Regions from separate parts of the Homo sapiens genome. Here region 1 is linked to region 2. A link is an interaction called in ENCODE POLR2A ChIA-PET data of the cell type or tissue named here. Cell type or tissue: CD4-positive, alpha-beta T cell. All regions are shown on one strand. Links, peaks and the distances in the headings refer to the core of each region. The heading gives the core; the rest is flanking DNA. Region 1 has its middle 18 kb from the start of DNASE1. Region 2 holds the start of MIR6126 (microRNA 6126).

What was found. Peaks named below come from ENCODE experiments on the same cell type or tissue, not always from the same donor. Only the 100,000 strongest peaks of a DNase experiment are listed, where the experiment ranks them.
Region 1: POLR2A ChIA-PET joins it to region 2 with 6 read pairs; 2 of 35 experiments call an interaction of 5 or more read pairs at or near these places.

What each region holds. Positions count from the first base shown.
Region 1 is chr16:3,631,345-3,642,570 of GRCh38, forward strand. It overlaps a transcript of DNASE1 not described here. Among named protein-coding and RNA genes, the nearest start is that of DNASE1, 18 kb to the right of the region's middle. RefSeq lists enhancers at 6,266-6,315, 9,208-10,067, 10,068-10,925, 10,926-11,226. In CD4-positive, alpha-beta T cell, for the core only: no CTCF peak of the experiment used is centred there; a DNase peak (open chromatin) is centred at 6,367; H3K27ac peaks cover 1,102 bases.
Region 2 is chr16:3,481,743-3,492,968 of GRCh38, forward strand. It overlaps NAA60 (N-alpha-acetyltransferase 60, NatF catalytic subunit), which reads left to right. Exons shown (of 8, transcript NM_001083601.3): 5 at 760-856; 6 at 1,621-1,855; 7 at 2,957-3,319; 8 at 3,725-5,211. The coding sequence ends at 3,113. It overlaps MIR6126 (microRNA 6126), which reads right to left and starts at 3,727; the gene lies at 3,639-3,727. RefSeq lists an enhancer at 6,347-6,641. In CD4-positive, alpha-beta T cell, for the core only: no CTCF peak of the experiment used is centred there; a DNase peak (open chromatin) is centred at 4,408.

The DNA of each region.
Region 1 (11,226 bases), core at 4,158-9,157, 150 kb after region 2:
CAAGTGCCCCCCACCACACCCAGCTAATTTTTGTATTTTTAGTAGAGAAAGGGTTTCACCATATTGGTCAGGCTGGTCTCGAACTACTAACCTCAGGTGATCCACCTGCCTCGGCCTCCCAAAGTGCTGAGATTACAGGTGTGAGCCACTGTGCCCAGCCACCTTATAGGTTTTTTTGTTTTGTTTTGTTTTTAAATTGAGACGGAGTCTCGCTCTGTTGCCCAGGCTGGAGTGCAGTGGCATGATCTCAGGTCACTGCAACCTCTACCTCCCAGGTTCAAGGGATCGTCCTGCCTCAGCCCCCTAGTAGTGGGATTATAAGCACGCACTACCATGCCCGGCTAATTTTTGTGTTTTTAGTAGAGATGGGGTTTTGCCGTGTTGGGCAGGCTGGTCTTGAACTCCTGACCTCAGGTGATCCACCCACCTCGGCCTCCCAAAGTGCTGAGATTACAGGCATGAGCCACTGTACCCGGCCATGGATTTTAAAATCTCTAATTACCTGCATTATTGTCTTCTTTTGTGTTTAGCTGGAGTTTTGTAGGTTTTCTTTTTTCTTTTTGTAGTAACATGTTTAACTATTTTCTCATTTTATTTTGTGTAACATTGTAATTTGAATTTATAGCAGCGTAATTTCAGTAACATGCAAAAATTCTGCTTCTTTATAGCTTCATCTCCACCCCTTTCAGTTGTCACAAAATTACATTATTATATACTGTGTGTCCCAAAACATAAACTCATAATTGTTTAAATGCATTAGTCTGCTAAGGCGTGTTTTATGGACCCGAATGTGATCTATCTTGGTGAATGTTCCATGTGAGCTTTAGAGGAATGTGTATCCTGCTGCTGTTGGATGAAGTGCTCTATAGATGTCAATTCTGTCTGGTTGCTTGATGGTGCTGTTGAGTTCATTATGTCCTTACTGATTTTCTGCCTGCTGGATCTGTCCACTTTGATAGATTGATGTTGAAGTTTCCAACTATAATAGTGAATTCATCTGCTTTTCCTTGCAGTTCTTAGTTTTTGCTTTGAGGATTTTGATGCTCTGTTGTTAGGCGTATACACATAAGGTTTGTTACCTCATCTTAGAGAAATACTCCTTTATAATTTTGTAATGTCCTTTTTCTATCCCTGATAATTTTCCTTGCTCTGAAGTCTGCTCTGCCTGAAATTAGTATAGCCACTGGGACTTTCTTTTTGATTCCTGCTATGTCTTTTTCCATCTCTTTAATTTTTTCTCTCTTTTTTTTTTTTTTAAAGACGAGAGTTTCACTCTTGTTGCCCAGGCTGGAGTGCAGTAGCTTGATCTCAGCTCCCTGCAACCTCCAACTCCTGGGTTCAAGCAATTCTCCTGCCTCAGCCTCCTAAGTAGCTGAGATTACAGGCATCTGCCACCATGCCTGGGTAATTTTTGTATTTTTAGTAAAGACGGGGTTTTACCATGTTGTCCAGGCTGGTCTTGAAATCCTGACCTCAGGTGATCCGCCCGCCTCAGACTCCCAAAGTGCTGGTATTACAGGAGTGAGCAACTGTGCCCAGCCTCATCTCTTTAATTGTAATCTACCTATGTTTTTATATTTAAAGTGAGTTTCCTGGGTCTTCTTTTAACATTTTTTGCAAGGTGGATTTACTGATGACAAATTCCCTTAATTTTTGTTCTTCTGAGAAAGTCTTTATTTCTGTTCATTTTTGACCCAACACATGCTTGGGTCTTATTTTTGAATATATTCTGACATTCTCTATTACTTATTTGATGTATTTAGAACATTGACATTTAAAGTGATTATTGGTACAGTTAGATTAATATCTGCCATATTTATTACTGTTTTCTGTTGCTTTTATTCTTCCCTTTTCTTTTTATTTTGGTCTTCCACTCTTTTTCTGCTTTCTCTGGCTTTAATTGAACATTTTATATGATTACATTTTTTCCTCTCTTAGCATGCCAATTATGCTTCTTATTATATACTTTTAAAAAGTCTTGGCTGGGCGCAGTGGCCCATGCCTGTAATCCCAGCACTTTGGGAGGCCAAGGTGGGTGGATCACCTGAGGTCAGGAGTTTGAGACCAGCCTTGCTAACATGGTGAAACCCCATCTCTACTAAAAATACAAAAAATTAGCCGGGCGTGGTGGTGGACGCCTGTAATCCCAGCTACTCGGGAGGCTGAGGCAGGAGAATGGCTTGAACCCGAGAGGTGGAGGTTGCAGTGAGCCGAGATGGCGCCATTGCACTCTAGCCTGGTTGACAAGAGCGAGACTCCATCTCAAGAGAAAAAAAAAAAAAAAAGTCTTTGCCCTTGAGTTTGGTATTTACAGTTACAACTAATCCAATTCCACTTTCACCTGATGCTATACCACTTCATGGGTTGTACAAGTTCCCTCTAACAGAGTATTCTCAGTTCATCCTTACTGTCCCTTATGATATTGCTGTCATTAATTTCACTTATTCAAAAGCGAAATTATTATTTTTATTATTATTTTTTTAAGACCGAGTCTCGCTCTGTCGCCCAGGCTGAAGTGCGGTGGCTCGATCTCGGCTCACTGCAAGCTCTGGATTCCGGATTCACACCATTCTCCTACCTCAGCCTCCCAAGTAGCTGGGGCTACAGGTGCCCACCACCACGCCTGGCTAAGTTTTTTTGTATTTTTAGTAGAGGCGGGGTTTCACCATGTTGGCCAGGATGGTCTCGATCTCCTGACCTCGTGATCCGCCCGTCTCGGCCTCCCAAAGTGCTGGGATTACAGGCGTGAACCACCGCACCTGGCCATAAGTGAAATTATTGACAGCAATATCATAAGGGACAGTAAGGATGATTATTGACCCAATCATTGAATACATTGTTGCGGGTTTGTTTTTGTTTTTGTTGTCGAGACAGGGTTTTTTTGTTTGTTTGTTTGTTTTTTGAGACAGAGTTTCGCTCTGTCACCCAGGCTGGAGTGCAGTGGCGCAATCTGGGCTCACTGGAAGCTCCACCTCCCAGGTTTGCACCATTCTCCTGCCTCAGCCTCCTGAGTAGCTGGGACTACAGGTGCCCGCCACCATGCCCGGCTCATTTTTTGTAGTTTTAGTAGAGATGGGGTTTCACTGTATTAGCCAGGCTGGTCTCGAACTCCTGACCTCGTGATCTGCCCACCTCGGCCTCCCAAAGTGCTGGGATTACAGGCATGAGCCACTGTGCCTGGCCGAGACAGGGTCTTGGTCTGTCGTCCAGGCTGGAATATAGTGGTGCGATCATAGCACACCACACCCTTGAACTCCAGGGCTCAAATGATCCTCCTGCTTCAGCCCCTCAAGTAGCTGAGACGACAGGTGTGCACCACCATGCCTAGATAATTTTTTTTTTTAATTTCTAGTAGAGACAGGGTCTCGCTATGTTGCCCAGGCTGATCTTGAACTCCTGGTCTTAAGAAGTCCTCCCGCCTCAGCCTCCCAAAGTGTTGGGATTAACAGGTGTGAGCCATTGTACCCAGCTTTTAAAAATATTAATAATAGAGTCAGAGTGTTACTATGTGGCCCAGGCTAGAGTGCAGTGGCTATTCACAAGTGCAATCCCATGACTGATCAGTACAGGAGTTTTGACCTGCTTCATTTCTGACCTGGGCTTATTCACCCCTCCTTAGGCAACCTGGTGGTCCTTAAGGAGGGGAGGTCACCATTTTGATGCCAAACTTAGTGCAGACACTCAGTCCAAATAGCCCAGAACTCCTGGACTAAAGCTATCCTGCCTCAGCCTCTTGAGTAACTGGGTCTAGAGGCATGCACCACCATGCCTAGCTGTTGCTGTTATTACCTTGAACAAACTGTTAAAAATAAGTTAAAAATAAGAAAAGTAGACCGGGCGTGGTGGCTTTTGCCTGTAATCCCAGCACTTTGGGAGGCTGAGGCAGATGGATCGCTTGAGGTCAGGAGTTCAAGACCAGCCTGGCCAACATGGTGAAACCCCATCTCTACTAAAAATAAAAAAATTAGCTGTGCGTGGTGGCGTGTGCCTATAATCCCAGCTACTCAGGAGGCTGAGGCAGGAGAATTGCTTGAACCTGGGAGGCAGAGGTTGCAGTGAGCCAAGATCGCACCATTGCACCCCAGCCTGGGTGACAGAGCCAGACTCTGTCTCAAAAAAAAAAAAAAAAAAAAAAAGTAAGAAAAGTAAAATATTTTGCCTTCACTTATTTATTCTCTAATGCTCTTCCTTTATAGGTCTTTATTTCTGACCTGTATTATTTTCCTTCTTTCTCAAACACTTCTTAATATTTTTTGCAAGGCAGGTCTACTGATGACAGATTCTGTTAATTTTTATTCTTCTGAGAAAGTCTCTTCTCTTTTGAAGGGTAATTTTACTGGATACAGATTTTTAGGTTAATAGGGTTTTTTTTTTTTCCTTACAACACTATAAATATTCCCTCTACTGTTTTCCCTTGAATAATTTCTCAAAGAAGTGTGATGTAATTCTTATCCTTACTCCTTTATAGGAAAGGAATTTATTTCCCTGTGGCTTCTCTCAAGATTTTCTCTTTGTCTTTGATTTTCTGTAGTTTATTGTATGCTTACATGTAGTTTTGTTCTGTTTTTGTTTTTTGCTATTTATCCTACCTGGTATTCTGTGAGCTCCCCAGAACTGTGTTTGGCATCTGTCATCAGTTTTGGAAAATTCTCAGTTCATTATTGTTTCAGATACTTTTTCTGCTCATTTCTGCCTGTCATCATCTTCTGGATTCCCATTATGCATATTTATGCCTTTCTAATTGTCCCACAGTTCTTGGATATTCTGTTCCATCTTGTTCATTCTTTTCTCTCTGAGTTTCAGTTTGGGAAGTTGCTACTGACATTTTTTTTCAAGCTCATTGATTCTTTCCTTTGACTGTATCTAATCGATGAATCCATCAAAGGCATTCTTCACTTTTCTTAGTTTTTTTTGTTTCTAGCATTTCCTTTTGATTCTTTGAGTCTTTATCTCTGCTGAAATTACCCATCTGTTTTAGCATATCATCTACTTTTTCCATTAGAGCCCTTAGCATATTAATCATAGTTGTTTTAAATCAGAGTTGTTAGCTGTGATAATTCTAACATCTCTGCTATTTCTGAGTCTGGGTTTGATGCTTGCTATATCTCTTCAAAGTCTGCTTTTTAATCGTAGTATGCCTTGTAATTTTTTTGTTGAAAACCGGACTTGATGTACTTGTTAAAAGGAACTGAGGAGGCCGGGCATGGTGGCTCACGCCTGTAATCCCAACACTTTGGGAGGCTGAGCGGGGAGGATCGCTTGAGCCCAGGAGTTCAAGACCAGCCTGGGCAACGTAGAGACCCCGTCTCTACTAAAAATAGAAAAACTAACTGGGCATGGTGGCACACGCCCGTAATCCCAGCTACTCAGGAGGCTGAGGCACGAGAATTGCTTGAACCCGGGAGGTGCAGGTTGCAGTGAGCCAAGATCATGCCACAGTACTCCAGCCTGGGCAACAGAGTGAGACTCTGTCTGGGGAAAAAAAGAAAAAAAAACAGGCCAGGCACAGTGGCTCATGCCTGTAATCCCAGCACTTCGGGAGGCCAACGCAGGCTGATCACTTGAGGTCAGGAGTTCGAGACCAGCCTGATCAACATGGCGAAAGCCTGTCTCTACTAAAAATACAAAAGTTAGCTGGGCATGGTGGCAGGCGCCTGTAATCCCAGCTACTTGGGAGGCTGAGGCAGGAGAATCGCTTGAACCCAGGAGGCAGAGGTTGCAGTCAGTAGAGATTGAGCCAGTGCACTCCTGCCTGGGTGACAGAATGAGACTCCATCTCAAAAAAAAAAGAAAAGAAAAGGAAGTAACTGAGGAAAATCAGCCTTTGGTGTGAGTTTTTTAGTTTATCTGGCTAGGCGTTAGGCTCTGTCTGCTGTTTGCTGTAACTATAGGTGTCAGAACTAAAATTTCCTCCTGGGTCTGTTTTTCCTTCCTTGGGTTTCCGTAGAGACTTCTTAAATAAAGTCTGAGATATGCAGGTTTTTCCGTTCTATTCTCTTGTTATTATATAGGAGCCCTATTTATGTGGTGGGAAGGAGGGGAAGTGTCCTAAGTCCTGTGACTAGGTCTCAGTCTTTTTGTGAGCCTGTGCCCCTGGCCTGTGACTTTTACCAGCACTTCTCAGTTTGGGGTTTTTGCCTCCTTAGGTGAAACAGGAAGGGAGAGGGGGCTGGAGTTAGGCCCTTTCTTTCCTGCCTGTGGAAGGCTTAGGGGTGCTTAAGTTGGGTCAACCTTTCCCTTAGGCTGATGAGGATCTTATAAAACCTAATTAAGTTAGGCTCTTGTAAAATAGTTTCCTTTGAGGACAGGCCTTGTTAAGAACAGGAAGCTCTAGACATAGTCCACATGGCTGCTTTCCCCCTCCCCCGCCAGAAGTATGAGAGGATCTTTCTCTGATCTTGACTGTGAGAGTCTGGTAGGGCTCATGGAGGTAAAGTCCACATTGAGTCTCCAGCAGTTCATGAATTGCTGTGTAAATTTTCCTACCCTCGTTTCCACTCCTGGGCTCCTGCTCAGGTAAGCTCCAGTTCACCCTGTTGACATGTCTCCTGTGTCGGGGGCAGTCATTTGCCCTGTAACTTCAGTTCTCTGATGCAGCTAAAAGGGGTTGTTTGCCAGTTCAGTGTTGTTTCTTGTAAGGATGGTAGTGACAACTTCTAAGCTCCTGACATGCCTCACTGAAGAATGAAAGTCCTTTGCCTTCATTTTTTAATGATATTTTTGGTAGATAAAAATAATTCCAGTTGACCAGTTTTTGTGAGTGTGTGTGTGTGTGTGTGTGTGTGTGTGTGTGTGTTTTTCCCAGTACTTTAAAGATGTTACTTCTTTGTCTTTCCGCTTACAGCAGAAGTATCATGTCATTCTTACCTATATTTATCAGTACATAATATGCTTTTTAGCTTAACTGCTTTTAAGACTTTTTAATTTAACACTGGTTTTCTACAACTTGATTATGATGTGTCTTGGTGCAGTCTTCTTCAGGTTTATTTTGTTTGGGTTTTTCTTTTTTTTGAGGCGGAGTCTCGCTCCATTGCCCAGGCTGGAGTACAGTGGCGCAATCTTGGCTCACTGCAAGCTCCGCCTCCAGGGTTCACGCCATTCTCCTGCCTCAGCCTCCCGAGTAGCTGGGACTACAGGCGCCCGCCACCACACTCAGCTAATTTTTTGTATTTTTTAGTAGAGACGGTGTTTCACCGTGTTAGCCAGGATGGTCTTGTTCTCCTGACCTCGTGATCCGCCTGCCTCGGCCTCCCAAAGTGCTGGGATTACAGGCGTGAGCCACCACGCCCGGCCTCTGTTTGGGTTTTATTGACTTTCTTGGATGTGTGAATTGACAGTTTTCATCATATTTGGGAAATTTTGCTTATTTCTTCAAATATTTCTGTCTCCTCTTTGTTTTTCTTCTAGGACTTCCAATTATGTGCACATTAGACAGCTTGATAGTGTCCAATAATTTTTTCTCTCTGCCTTATTTGAGTAGTTTCAATTGCTATGTCTTCAAATTCATGGATCTTTTCTCTTTCAGTGTTTATTTGGTGTTAATCCCATCCAGTGCATCTTTTCATTTCAGGTTTTGTTTTTACTGTCTCTGGAAGTTCCATTTGGATCTTTCTATATCTTCCGTGTTCTCATCATGCTCATGTTTCCCTTTACCTTCTTAAATATATGCCGAACTATTGTCCTTGTCTGCTAGTTCCTTTATCTCTGTCGTTTCTAGGTCAGTTTCTATTGACTGTGTATGGTTATAGGTCATATTTTCCTCTCTTTCTTGCATGTCTGTTATAGCAGTTATCAGTTTATTGCGTCTCAACTCTAAATCCACCCTTCATTGCCACTTGTGATACTGGAACATTTCTCCCTTGCCCCATGCTGGTCTTTGTCAGTGGAAAGCGTTGAGAGGAAAGGGCATTTCTTGGTTCTTTGTGCTTTGCTTACAGCTGTCTGTGACATGAGCTGGTATGTGGGACATATAGGGTGCTCAGGCAGCTTTCAGGCAGGTCCCATAGCACCCCAGCTAGCCGCCTGGCAGCTTTCTGGTGAGTTCAACAGCACCCCCACACCAACCCCCCGGCTTTCCAGCACTCCTCAAGCAGCCTTCCAGCTCACTGTGTTAGCGTCCTCGCACGTGGTTCTTGGCCCTCAGTTCTGTCCTGGGACAGCCCAGTCGACGTCATCATCTAGTGCGTGCTTTTGATCACACCCTCTCCTAGGTCTGAATCCTTCCCTTAGTTACCTCCCTTTACTCTAGGATGTTCTGTGGATTTCTCTTTTGTTCCCTCTTAGTCAACTCCCTGTAAATAGTTAATAATTCTTATGCTAAACTTCCCTTGTTTAAGCTACCATGTGGTTTCTGTCCCCTGGTGGGACCCTGACTGATAGGCCCGGTTATTTTTTAAATTGGATGCTGAATATTGTGAATTTCAAATTGTTGGCCAGGCCCGGTGTGGTGGCTCATGCCTGTAATCCCAGCACTTTGGGAGGCTGAGGCAGGTGGATCATTTGAGCTCAGGAGTTCAAGACCAGCCTGGGCAACATAGTGAGACCCTGTCTCTGCAAAAAATGAAATAAATTATTGGCTGGTGAATTTTGTTGAATTCCTTTGAATAATGTTGGGTTTGGGTCTGGAATGCAGTTAAGTCCCTTGGAAGCAGCGATCCTTTAGAGACTTCTGAACTTTTCAGTGGGTCCAGTGCTGCTTTAGTCTGCAGTTGACTTAGCTCTATTACTAAGGGTGATGGCCTTCTGCGGAGTCTACCCAATACCCCACGAATTAGGAGATCTCTCCACGGTGGCTTGTGGGAACACAAAATATTCCCTGTGTGAACTCTGGGGATTGTTTTGTTTGCTACTTCCTCAGGAGTCTTTCCTGGGCCTTCTCATATAGTTTTTCTCACCCAGGCACAGATCTGTTTTCAGCTAAAGACTCCAGGAGACCCTCTGCAGATCCTGGCTCTGCCTCTGCAGCTGCCTCCTCCCCAGGACTCTGCCCTGCAAATAGCAGCAGCCTTGGCCTCCCTGAGCTCTGAACTCTGTCTTCCCAACTCAGAAAGACTGCAGGTTCCGGCTGAGTTTCCCTGCCTGCGCTGCAGCCTGGAACCCGCCTCCTGGCTGTAATTGGTGCAGTCATAGGATGTGCTCTCTTGTCTCCCTTATCTTGGAATCACTGTCCTGCACTGTTTTCCACCAACTGAAGGCAAAAGTATGTTGTCCAGTTTTCCAGGTGTTCAGGGTTCCCTGTTGCTGCATCCTACATGAGTATATAAACAGAGAACAAACAAAACAGCCTGTCAGGAGTTTGCTGAAGTTTCAGAATAGGTGGTGCTGGGTGAGCTGATGGGCATGAGTAACACTCCCCTTTTCCTTCTTTTAGTGACCACAATATGAATGGGAACAGCAAGATGGCAAAAGCTTGCTGAGTGGTACAGCGCCAGCCTGGGTAGTGGCCTCCCCAGCAAGTTGCATGTCACTAGCTTCCTGTGGCTGTCACTCCTGGGCCCAGGCACCTCCGAAGATCAGCACCTCCTCATGGGCTCAAGCGAGGACAGGAGCCCGTCACCCATGAGCTCTCAAGGGCAGAGCCACTGTCCTGTCTCGATGGCTCCACCGTGACTCCAGTGGACTTTGGACAGTGGGGAGCAGGCCCAACAGGGCCACTCGGATGTGGTCACTCTGGATTTGGGTGGATCAGCACCAAGCTAGACTCATCCCCAGCCCCCAGGTGCTGTTGCTGCTCCTGCGTGAGGCCCCATCCACAGCTGCAGCTGTGGCAGGGTGGCTAGTGGTGGCCAGCATGGCCCTGCTGCAGCTCCACGCTGTGGGGGGCGTGGCCCTGACCAGCAGCCACCCCTCCATGTGGGCCACAGGGGAGGAGCTTAGGAAGCCGCCTTGGCAAGGTGAGTGGACGCATTTACGTAGTGAGAGGTGAGAACCAGTGCCGCTCCCCAGAGCCCTGCGATTCCTGGGGAGGCTGAGGCTTGTAGACGCCTTGCCTGCTCTCCTCCTGGGGTGCTTTCCTGTTCACAGGGCTGGGACCTTGGAGGGAGAATGGAGGCAGAGCCTCTGTCTGCCCCCGCTCAAGGGCCCAGCACAGGCAGGCCCTCTGGGGAGCCCCTCAGTGGCTGGTGGGGAGTCTGGGGCAGGGTGAGGGACAGCATCTTCCACCGACCACAGGCTTGGGCAGCATCTGTCCTGGAGGCCATCCCTGTGGGAAGGCCTCTTTTGTATGACTCCTTCCCTGTGAAATGGCTTCTCCATGTAGTTCAGCCCCACAGGTGCCCTCAGAAAACACGAAGTGCTTTCTGCACGTGTCGCGGCCCCCAGAGAAGAATTTGGTTACAGAGAAGGTGACAGCTCATGGCTTCCTGAGGGTGGGGCAGTGGGAGAAGTCCCCAGGGGAGCTTGGGGCCCATGGCCTCCCACACCCTGGGTGGGGCTGCCCACTGGGAGGCCCACATTGCCTCAGTGTCCTGCACCCTACAGTTCAGGGTGCCTGGGGGCTGGAAGGAGAGCAGGGGCCGGGGACCAGTGGCTCACAGGGACCTGGGGAGAACTGTGGAACCAGCCTTCCCAGCCGTCCCACCCAGGAAAGGAGTGGGCAGAGTTGGAAGAAATACAGCACTGCCTTGGCCTTGGCCTCAGACCCGAGGGTCTGGCTATAGCCATGGTGGTGGCTGTGTCGTGGGGGCTGCATCATGGCACTGGCAGTGGCCCCAGGACTGTGGACTAGTGCAGACTAGCACAGAGTTCCTGCTGGGCTCGGGGTGGGAGCCCCTCCTGGCCGTGGAGACAGGCCCACGTCAGCCCCTCAGGATCTGTTGCCCAACAGCTCTCAGCCTTTTGCTTGGGGCCTCTTTGCGTGGAATGGTTCTGAGTTCTCTGCTATCTGGCAGCATCATCTTCTGAGCACTGCTCTGACAGATGCCTTAGTCCACAGACTGCCATGCCCTCCCATTAGGAGCCATCCTTGGGCACTCCTGTGTCACCCGTAGTTACTCCACCATCCTGCCAGGCCATGGGATGTGGAGGCTGAAGAGTCCAAATGGGACAGAAGCCTGTCCCCTCCCTCCTTCCTCAGAGAGGCCTTGGTTGGGCTCACACTGAGTAGGGGCAACCAGCAGCCGGAGAGAGTGGAGCTCTTAAACTGTGGCTCCAGAGCAGAAGGCCCCCTCTGACACACCTTTCATCCAGCATGTTCTCCGTGAGCACCTGCCACGGCCCAGGCCCTGC
Region 2 (11,226 bases), core at 2,149-7,148:
CAAGAGTGATAAGGACGCCTTCCTCCCTGGACTGACATATCTGGGTGAACTGTGGCTTGAAGAGGGCTGGGAGAGCAGGGAGCCTGGACAGGCTGACCCCAGCCCAGCACGTGGGAGCAGAAAGGCCTTCTTGTTCTTTACGAGTTGGAAGATGATAAGAGCCTCATGCTGATCAGATTCATGACTCCCACCCGGAATTCCATCTCTAGAACCAAGAGATGGTGGGTGGCTTTACGCAGGTGTGGCGGTGTCCTCTGCCTGTGGGGGCAGCAGAAGGGGTTGGACGGCCGCCCAAGTCTCACTCCTCCAAGATCACCTGGGGCAGCGTGCGATTCTTTAACTGAACCTCTAAAACTTTGCATTTGTCCACTGTCCTGCATCCAGGCCTACCAGGTGACATGCGTGCATTCCCATGAGGCCCGCGTGGTGCTGTGTAGTTGCTGCCTTCATGCCATAACTTTACCTTGTGCTGGCATCAGAGCCTCATTCCCGTCCTTGGCTAGGCCTCCCACACACCCCTAGGAGAAGCTCCTTTTGTGTGTGTTCTTCTTTTCAGCTGTTTTTCACCAGAAGGGCATAAACGCTCTCATTTCCTTGGGGAGTGGGGGCCCCTCTCCAGTACCTCTTGATTCTGCCCCTCCCAGTCGGTGTCCCTCTGGCTGTCGTGGGAAGTCGGTGCGGAGCCCGCCTGGGCCGGGCTGTGCAGTGAGCCGTGCACCAGACGTGTGAGCCTGACTTTCTCTCTGACTCTTCCTCTAGGATGGAGATATTCTAGCATCCAACTTCTCTGTTGACACACAAGTCGCGTACATCCTAAGTCTGGGCGTCGTGAAAGAGTTCAGGAAGCACGGCATAGGTAAGGGCAGCCGGGCCCGCGGCTTGGCGCCCACCCCACCCCCTTGCCCTACCCCACCCCCATCCCATCTGCACCCAGTCTCTTCCCTGGCCCCAACAACTCTGGCTCGTGAACATCCCTCAGTCTCATCTTCCATCCTCGTTCCCGTCTTGGGCCAGACCTTCATCATCCCTCCCCTGCCAGCACACCCACCACCTTCAGCCATCCTCTTTCCACATGCCCCCAGGCCTTTCTGCTGCAGCCTCGCTCAGCCCCCAGGATGGAGCTGAGGAAACTGGCACCTCTCACTTCTGCTGCCGCCACACGCACAACTCGTGTATTCACTGCTCACGATTCAGAGTAGAAAGCGTGAACACGCACGAGGAAGCAACACTCACCGTTTCTCCGATGTCCCACCCCACTCGGCCACACGGCCAGTGAGCGGCAGAGTCTTAATTAATTTTAAACCCAGGCCCATCTAGTCCATGTTTTCCTGGGCTCACATTTACCCTGTTTGTTGTCTGAAAGGGAGTCTCCATGCGGGCCCAGCCCATGGGAGGGCGCTACCAGGCCACCTCTGCAGTCCCTCCCAGCAGTCTGTAGCTACCAGGCTCCATCTGGCCATGAGATTTTAGGGACTTTGACAGTGGTGGTGAAGAAAGGCTGGTCTCTGATACGGTGGGCCGAGACATCTCCGAGAGACTCATGCAAAGCCCCCATCCTAGCCCAGTCATCCTTCCTTCCTAACTGCTCTGCCTGCATTACCTTTACCTCTTCTCCCCAAGGTTCCCTCTTACTTGAAAGTTTAAAGGATCACATATCAACCACCGCCCAGGACCACTGCAAAGCCATTTACCTGCATGTCCTCACCACCAACAACACAGCAATAAACTTCTATGAAAACAGAGACTTCAAGCAGCACCACTATCTCCCCTATTACTACTCCATTCGAGGGGTCCTCAAAGATGGCTTCACCTATGTCCTCTACATCAACGGCGGCCACCCTCCCTGGACGATTTTATATCCTTAACTTCTGGGGGAGAGGGACTGTGGCTTCCTGTCCATAAGGTGGCAGAGCCAGTGAGCAAGTTGGAGCTGTGGTCCCCCTCAGATGATGTTCAGGTGGCCAAGCTTATGGATGCTTCTCTCCCTTACCTGATCGTGTTGTGGGTAAACCTGACACACATTTGGGTAAATCGAGTTGCACATATTACCATGTTGCCCAGGCTGGTCTCGAACTCCTAAGCTCAAATGATCCGCCTGCCGCAGCCTCCCAAATTACTGGGATTATAGGCATGAGCCCTGCACCCAGCTGGAGAGCCTCCTGCTCCACTTGCACTGGGGATCAGCAGTGCACAAAACGGACAGGATCCCCTGTCCTCCCAGAGCCTGTGCTAGCAGAGGGGAAACAAGTGCGGAGAGAAGAGATTTTTACTTTTTTTGAATACTTGGGTTCAAACCTTCCTTATAGGATGCATGACCCAAAGGTATGCCCTTCCCTGCTTCTTCCTCCTTAACTTTCACTGGCCCCTGACAGGTCAGAGGGAAGCCAGGAAACTTTATAATAGTCAGAATGTGGCCCAAAAAAATGCTGTGCGTGTGTGTGTGTGTTTTCAAATTCATGAGTCTAGGATTTATTCATTACATAGAATAATAAGCAGGAAAGAGAGGGGTGACCCCACACTCCACAGGCCGTCTAGCTTATGTGAAGACAGGCATCCAGGGGGTCAGCACTGTTGACCCCCTCCTTGTCATATGGACAGGGCTCTGTCCCTCTTGCTGCCACAAAGGTTGAGAATCTAGGGAGAACCAGAAGCACCTGCCCTTCTGCCAGGCCCCTTCCCCACCCCCCGTGCATCCCTGGGTGTGGTGTCCACATGCCTGCTGCCTCACTCAGAAGGCCCTTCTGTCCCCAGACCCCACCCTCTGTTGTTTTGCACAGCAGAGGCCACTTCGTCTCATGAGCCTTTCCAGCTCTGCAGAGGCTTAGCGGGCTCTCAGCCTCCGAAGCCTGGCTTGCCATCTGCACACAGTCCCACAGGCCACTGCGCGGGCCCCTGATGACTGTGCCCTGGCGAGCGTGGTCAGGGCAAGTCGGAATCTTCCTTAACAGAGCCCCACGGACTACATCCAGCACCTGGGCTCTGCACTAGCCAGCCTGAGCCCCTGCTCCATTCCGCACAGAGTCTACCGCCAGGCCCACAGCCTGCTCTGCAGCTTCCTGCCATGGTCGGGCATCTCTTCCAAGAGTGGCATCGAGTACAGCCGGACCATGTGATGTCGGCTGGGCAGCCGCCACCAGGCCCCACCCTTCGGCCGCCCGCAGAGCCCGCCTTCCTGTCCATCTGACCCCTTCTGTTTTCTGCAAGGAGCTGCCAGCCATCTAACTGGGCTCGTCGGCCTGCCCCAGCTGCAGGCCCGGTGCTACACGGGCTCGGGAACAGAACATCGTGGGCATGCGCAGAGCATGCCCATCCGTGGCAGGTACGCCACAGCAGACACAAAGGTATGGGAGCTTGGTGCCTCCAGCCACAAAAGTGGAAGGCCCTGGATGGGCACAGAGAACGGCAGAGCCGGAAGGGGCCGTGGGGACTGCAGAGTCCACCACCTTATGCACCAGCACAGCCCAGAGGTTTGGTGACTTGTGCCAAGCTAACACAGCAGGCTCCATGGCAACTGGGCTGTGCACCCGACTTTGGATCCATCAGTGCCTTTATTTGTGTGGGGACCGAGAGGCGCCTAGTGGCTGCAGGCAGACACCATGGCCTGGAGAAGGGCTCATGCTCCTGGAGCACCCAGGCCCAGCTGTGTGGCCCATAGGCAGGGTGTGGGGTGGGCAGAGTGTCTCCGCCGGGCCTTCACCCTGCCCTGCTCTTCTCTTTCCCACAGGCTCTTCAGCTCCCCTCCCTGCTTCTGGAAACCTCTGCCTGCTGCCCTGGCCCTGCCCCCCTGCGCATGCACCGTCCCCAGGGCTGACCCAGTGTGGCTGCATTCACTGGGAGGGGCCTGCCCTCACTGGGCCTCTCCCACTCCGCTGCCTGTTCTTGCAGCTCCTTCCTGGAAAGCTGGAGGGGACTTTCTCCTGCAAGGGAGGAACGCAAGTATTATGGACACACTTGACCGTAAAGGCACAGGAGCCTCGGAACAAGGGGGCGCAATAAAGGGAATGGCCCGTCCCCTTCCAGAACCAGCCCAAAGAAGCCTGGGGGGTGAGGAGTGGCCCCCACTCCTCCATGAGGGGCTGATGAGGGGTGGGCAGCCTGGGGGAGGCTTTCCTCGCAAGCACAGAGCTCTGAGGCTCAGCCCCCTGGCACAGGCGGTCACGCATCAGGACGGTTCCTACTCCTCAGCACCTTCCGTGCAGTTACCAGTGCCCTGGGAGGTCACACTGCCCGTCGGACCTTGGCATGCTCCATTCAGCTGACCTGCTGAGGACAGGCATCGCCGAGACTCCTTGGGTCCTCCCCGCCCTCCCTCATGCTGCCACAAGCTGCTGCTCCAAGGCCTGGCCACATGCAGACAGGAGGAAGCTGAGCTCGACATTAGGCCTCAAGGCTGCCATCTGTCTTGTAGGGCCTGGCCTTGTGGGCAGGGGGCAGTCCTGTGCCTTGTGGGCCCTCAGCCTCTGAGGGCAGAGATGCTGTCAGTGCCGCAGGTGCATCACATACTTCTAGCATCCTCTCCACCCTGCATTCCAAATGCTGCTTGCTGCCTGCCCTGCCCTCCGATGCAGGGGTGGGGTGGGGGGCGGAGTCCCGCCCAGCATAGCTGCAGTGTCACAAAGCCATGGCAGAGGGTCCTAGCGGCGCCACCCTGCCCCAGCCTGAGGAGGAGGGAGAGGGAGGAACAACCCTGGGCAGACGGGGCCTCAGGGACCTGTGTCCTTCCGCCTCCAGAGCTGCCCAGCCACGGGCTCTCAGGGTGCTGGGGCAGCCCCAGGTCCCCTCTTGAACTCAGCTGGGGCCAGGGGCCCTCAGAATGAAGGCAGGCACCAGGCAGGAGCAGCATCCCCCTCCTTGACGGTGCTGGCAGGAGGGCCGCGCCATGCTGACTGCTTGAACCTCTGCTGACCTGACAGTGCTGGCGGGAGGGCCGCACCATGCTGACTGCCTGAATCTCTGCTGAGGCTGCCTGCCTGCCGGGCCCAGCTCAGCGCCCTCTCCACTGCGAATCAGTGGCGATCATGTGATTTCTATTTCTGCCCCACAGGGTAAGGGACGAGTCTTCTGGAAGGCTCTGCCATGGACATTTGTCCTCGGGCTCAGAGGCCCCACCCTGCCCCACACCTGCCCCTGATCACTGCAGTGTCCAGCCCAGTGTTGAACAGATTGTAGCGTTCTGTCTCATTACGAGCAAATAAATAGACTTTCATTGGAGTTCGTCACATCCTGTTTCCCGCACCCGCCTGGCTGCACCTCGGGCCTCACCCTGTAGCTGAAGTTGGCCTCGAGCTACTTGTCACTGGCAAGGCCCAAGGATGGCTTCCAGATAAAGGGGACAGTGGTTTTGTGTGATTAACCCTGTCAGAGAATGAGGACCTTTGGCCAGGCACGGTGGCTCACGCCTGTAATTCTAGCACTTTGGGAGGCCGAAGTGGGCGGATCACGAGGTCAGATCGAGACCAGCCTGGCCAACATGGTGAAACCTCATCTCTACTAAAATACAAAAATTAGCCGGGCGTGGTGGTGTGCACGTGTAGCCCCAGCTACTCGGGAGCCTGAGGCAGGAGAGCTTGAACCCAGGAGGCGGAGGTTACAGTGAGCTGAGATGGCGCCATTGCACTCCAGCCTGGTGACAGAGCGAGACTCCAGAAAAAGAATGTGAAACTGGGGAAGAGGTTCTAGAGTTGAGAAGCACATTAGGTCCTTTTTTCACTGGAAGGTCCCCAGCAGCTGCCCTGTCTGGGCATCTCCCTGGCTGTAGGCCTTGAGCTGGGGCCCAGTCCAGGCAGGCGGCTCCAAGGGTGATTTGGTGCACCCTGCTGTGGAGCCTGAGGTGCGTGCCCACCCAGCACAGACCTGGTGCTTCCGTCAGCCTCTCATGGAAACTTCTGGTCACCCTCAAGGGATGATATTGTTCCTCTTAGAGATGAGGAGAACTGGCTCGGGGGCTGGGAGTTACCAAGGAGCCACAGTTTGTGAGTGTTGGGCCCAGGCCTGGGCCACTCTGAAGCCTGCGTGGCTGCTCTGTTACACCATTCCTGTGCCTTTGACCTCATCCAGTGGCCGGGAGACATGCAACTTGCCGAGGGTCCTCCCAGGAGAGGGTCTGAAGCATCTGCAAGATGGAGTAGGGGTGGACGCTGGTGCCCTGGGAGGCCAGGCAGCTGGGCGCGCTGGACCCATGTCCAAAGCCATGGGGTGAGTGAAACCAGATTAACCCGCTGAGCTTGCCCACGGGAGCGTCTGCTGGGGAGACACAGTCTTGGTTACTCCAGCAAGGACAGTTGCACCTTTGCTGATGAGTCAGCTTGCGGTTAAGAGGGTAACTCTTTGGGGCCCTTGGTCAATCGTGTGACCAGTTAGTAACTTGCCCAGGTGGGGCTGCGGCTCCTCAGGCCCTGCTTCAGTGAGGCCAGGCAGGACTGCCACTGCTCCAGGCCTCTCACCATAGCCCCACCGGACCGCAGAGCTGGGACACAAACGCTCGTGCTCCACTGGGGGGCAGAAAGGGAGTGTGGGACCCAGGGAGAGGTAGGACACACACAGGATGCACCTGGACATAGCACGGAGGCCAGCCCTGAACGGAGCTGGCTCTGCCCCAGGCCTGCTCAGGGGTGGAGCCCGAGGCAGCCTTGGGTCTCCCCGCTCCCTGCACACACCACCCAAGGATCTCCTATAGGGTAGGGGTCCTTCATACTTTCAGGACGGAGACAGACTCCTGGTCTTCCATTCCTAGCCCACCGGCGTTCAGGGACTCACGGGGTAAGGGGCGTGCCCAGGGATGGTCAGTGTATTTTCTTTTTTTTTTTTTTTTTTGAGATGGAATCTCATTCTGTTTGCACTCCAGCCTGGGTAACAGAGTGAGATCTTGGCTCACTGCCAGCTTGGCCTCCCGGGTTCACGCCATTCTCCTGTCTCAGCCTCCCGAGTAGCTGGTACAACAGGCGCCTGCCACCATGCCCGGCTATTTTTTTGTATTTTTAGTAGAGACGGGGTTTCACCATGTTAGCCAGGATGGTCTCGATCTCCTGACCGCGTGATCCGCCCGCCTCGGCCTCCCAAAGTGCTGGGATTACAGGCATGAGCCACCGCGTCCGGCTGAGGTCAATGTGTATTTTCATGAGCGTCCGCTTGCTCAGGCCAAGTGCTGCTTTCTCCACATCGACTCCCACCCCAGCGTGCCATGATTGTGGCTTTTTTGCCTCTCAGTCTGTTGGAGTGCTTCTCAAAAAGGCTTTGGGAGGTTTTGCGGGAGGGACTGTCTAGAGGCCAATTTAGGGCCAGTTTTCTTTGGGGCCAGCATGTGGCTGCAGCAGATGTCCTCTCGGGTAAGATCCTGGCTACAGCTGTCTGTGGCTGAGTTACAGACTGTCTTTTTTTTTTTTTTTTTTTTTTTTTTTTTTTTTGAAACGGAACCTGCTCTCTCCCCCAAACTGGCGTCCAGTGGCGTGATCTCGGCTCACTGCAAGCTCCGCCTCCCGGGTTCACACCATTCTCCCGCCTCAGCCTCTGGAGTAGCTGGGACTACAGGGGCCCGCCACCATGCCTGGCTAATTTTTTTTGTATTTTTAGTAGAGATGGGGTTTCACCGTGTTAGCCAGGATGGTCTCGATCTCCTGACCTCGTGATCTGCCCACCTCGGCCTCCCAAAGTGCTGGGATTACAGGCATGAGCCACCGTGCCTGCCGGAGTAACAGACTGTCTTAAAGCTTCACAGCCTAAGCAGGGGCCATTCTGTTTGCTTCCAATTCCAGCTGGGACAGGAGTCAGCAGGGACTCCATGTGGTATTAGCCAGGCAGGCTGGCGGGGCTGGAGGACCTGTGTGAAAGATGGCCCTACCCACAGGGCTGCCCACAGTGAGCTCAGCAGTGGCCATGGGCTTGGCTCCTTCCTTCCATGGCTTCCTCAGGCTAGGCTGGTTTTGCACCATACCACAGTCCCAGGGTAGACTCCTTACGGGGCCACTGACCTCCTGGGAAGCTGCCAGGCTTCCTTACTGCCCAGAAGTGACACCCCGCCACTTCTGCCACATTCTACTGGTAAAGCAGGATCTGGAGCCTGTCCCAATTCAAGGGGAGGGGGCTACACAGGGGCCAGAACACGAAGACACGTGGCTCATCCGGGGTAGCAGAAGGGCCACTGACCATAGCCTGGGACCCCCCCCCCCACCCACCCAAAATCTGGAGCCTGGGGCAACCTGTGCTCCTCTCTGAGCCTCCACTCTTTGTTCAGAAGTGAGTGGAGTCCAGGTGCGGTGGCTGATGCCTGTAATCCCAGTACTTCAGGAGGCCAAGGTGGGAGGATCTCTTAAGCTCAGGGGTTCAAGACCAGCCTGGGAAACATAGTGAGACCCTCATCTCTTAAAAAAATAGAAAATCGGCCAGGCGCGGTGGCTCACACTGGTAATCCCAACACTTTGGGAGGCCGAGGAGGGCAGATCACGAGGTCAGGAGATCGAGACCATTCTGCCTAACACGGTGAAACCCCATCTCTATTAAAAATACAAAAAATTAGCCGGGCGTGGTGGCGGGCGCCTGTAGTCCCAGCTACTCAGGAGGCTGAGGCAGGACAATGGTGAACCCAGGAGGCGGAGGTTGCAGTGAGCCGAGATCATGCCACTGCACTCCTGCCTGGGCGACAGAGCAAGACTCCGTCTCAAAAAAAAAAAAAAAAAAAAAAAAAAAAAAAAAAAGCTGGGCATGGTGGTGGCCCACGCCTGTAGTCTCTGCTACTCAGGAGGCTGAGATGGTAGGGTCACTTGGCTCAGGAGCTCAAGGCTGCAGTGAGCTATGATTGTTAAACATAGGGCCCAGCGTGGAGCCTCACCTATAATCCCAGCACTTTAGGAGGTGGAGGCGGGAGCATTGCTTGAGGCTGGGAGTTGGAGACCAGGGGCAACATAGCAAGACCCTTTCTCTACCAAAAAAAAGTTTGTAATTAGCTGGACATGGTGGCAACTGCCTTTGGTTCCAGCTACTCAGGAGGCTGAGGCAGGAAGATCACTTGAGGCCAGGAGTTCAAGGCTGCAGTGAGTTAAGATCATGCTACTGCACTCCAGGCTGGGAGACAGTGAGACACTGTCTCAAAAAAAAGAAAAGGGGAAAAAAAGTGGATTAGGCCCCTAACGGTCTCCAAGCTCCAAGGACTTTGTATTGCTGGCCTCTGTGCGGCCTCAGTTATGCCCAGCGTCCGCAGCTGGTGGCTGGTGCAGGCGTCCTTCCATGTTTACTCAGCAGCCTCCCTAATGTCAGTCTTTAAGTGGTCTCTTGGATCCACCTGGCCTCTGCGTCTCTGGGGAATGAGTGTTGTGGGAGAGAGAGAAGGCAGCTGCCCCTCCGCCACCCCATGTGACTCATCAGTGGACCTCAGGCCCGCTGCATCCCACCCACACCTGCCCCATCACAGCTGCTCTTGGGTGCAGCATGTAAACACCTGCTCTCTCAGAGCTCCCCCTCCTGGGGACCGCTACAGCCTTGGGTGTCCCCCACCCCGGGCCATGCCTGCATACTTAGAACAACCCATAAAACCACCCAAGGACTGAAGTCTCCAGGATCTGCTGTCCCAGGGACACAAGAACTGTCCAGGGTGGGTACAGGAGAAGGGAAGGAGCCTGGCTGTCCTGGGCACGTCACATGCGACCTGGCAGGAGCCCAAAGCAGGGGTGGCGCTGAGCCCTAGCCTGACCCGGGCTGCACCGGCTGGAGTGACCAGACGGGAAGGTCACTGAGGCAAACCCAGGTGCTCCCGTCTTCTTCCCATAGGATGGAGACCTGGTGGAATAGAACAAGTGTGTTAGTCCGTCTTGACACTGCTTCCTGAGACTGGGTTATTTATAAACAAAAGAGGTTTAATTGATTCAGCGTTCCAGGTGTCTGGGAGGCCTCAGGAAACTTACAATCACCATGGAAGGCAAAGGGGAAGCAGGCACCTTCTTGGCAAGGCGGCAGGACAGAGAGAGAGAGAGGCGGTGGTGGGGAGGAAGGGTGGAACTGCCAAACACATTTTATTATTTTTTTCTTTTTTTGAGACAAGAGTCTCACTCTATCACCCAGGCTGGAGTGCAGTGGCACAATCTCGGCTCACTGCAAGCTCTGCCTCCCGGGTTCATGCCATTCTCCTGCCTCAGCCTCCTGAGTAGCTGGGACTACAGGCAGCTGCCACCATGCCCGGCTAATTTTTGTATTTTTAGTACAGACAGTGTTTCACCGTGTTAGCCAGGATGGTCTTGATCTCCTGACCTTGTGATCCGCCCGCCTCAGCCTCCCAAAGTGTTGGCATTACAGGCGTGAGCCACTGCACCTGGCCCACCGCCAAACACTTTTAAACCATCAGATCTTGTGATAACTCACTATCATGAGAGCAGCATGGCGGAACCCCCCACCCCCCACCCCATGATCCAATCACCTCCCATGAGAACCCTCCCTCAACACATGGGGATTACAATTGGAGATGAAATTTGGGTGGGGACACAGCCTAACTGTATCAGCAGGCTTCTCATCCACAGTAACAGTGCTCCCGAGGGACACCGGACAATGTCTGGAGACACTTGCTGTCACAGCTTAGAGGAGGGTGCTACAGATACCAAGTGGGTGGTGGCCAGAGATGCTGCTTAACATCCTACATGCACAGGACAGCCTCCATCCCAAAGAAAGATCCCATCCCAAACATCAACAGAGTCGAGTGGAGACACCCCGGCACAGAGGAAGCCCACACCTGGGTGCGCAGAGTCTGGTCCGGCTGGGAGGAGAAGGGCTGTGCTCATCCTGCCCAGAGGGACCTGGGAGCTGGGGTCCCGCGGAGCAGTGACCTCACCTGGTAGGGGGCAGGTGGGGCCGAGGTCCACATCCCTGCCTCTGCTGCTGTCCTCCCTGGTGCCCTCCCTGACCCCGCCCTGCCTTCCTTCATCCGCTGCGCCCTCCACCCACAATGCCATGGCCTGCATTTAGGATCCTCCTGAGGCAGGAGGATCACTTGAGCTCAGGAGTTTGAGACCAGCCTGGGCAACAGCAGGACCCCCTCCCCCCAACTCTTAAAACAACAGAAAATTAGGCCGGGCACGGCGGCTCACGCCTGTAATCCCAGCACTTTGGGAGGCTGAGGTCAGGAGATGGAGATCATCTTGGCTAACACGGTGAAACCCCGTCTCTACTAAAAAAATACAAATAAATTAGCCGGGCGCGGTGGCGGGCGCCTATAGTCCCAGCTACTCGGGAGGCTGAGGCAGGAGA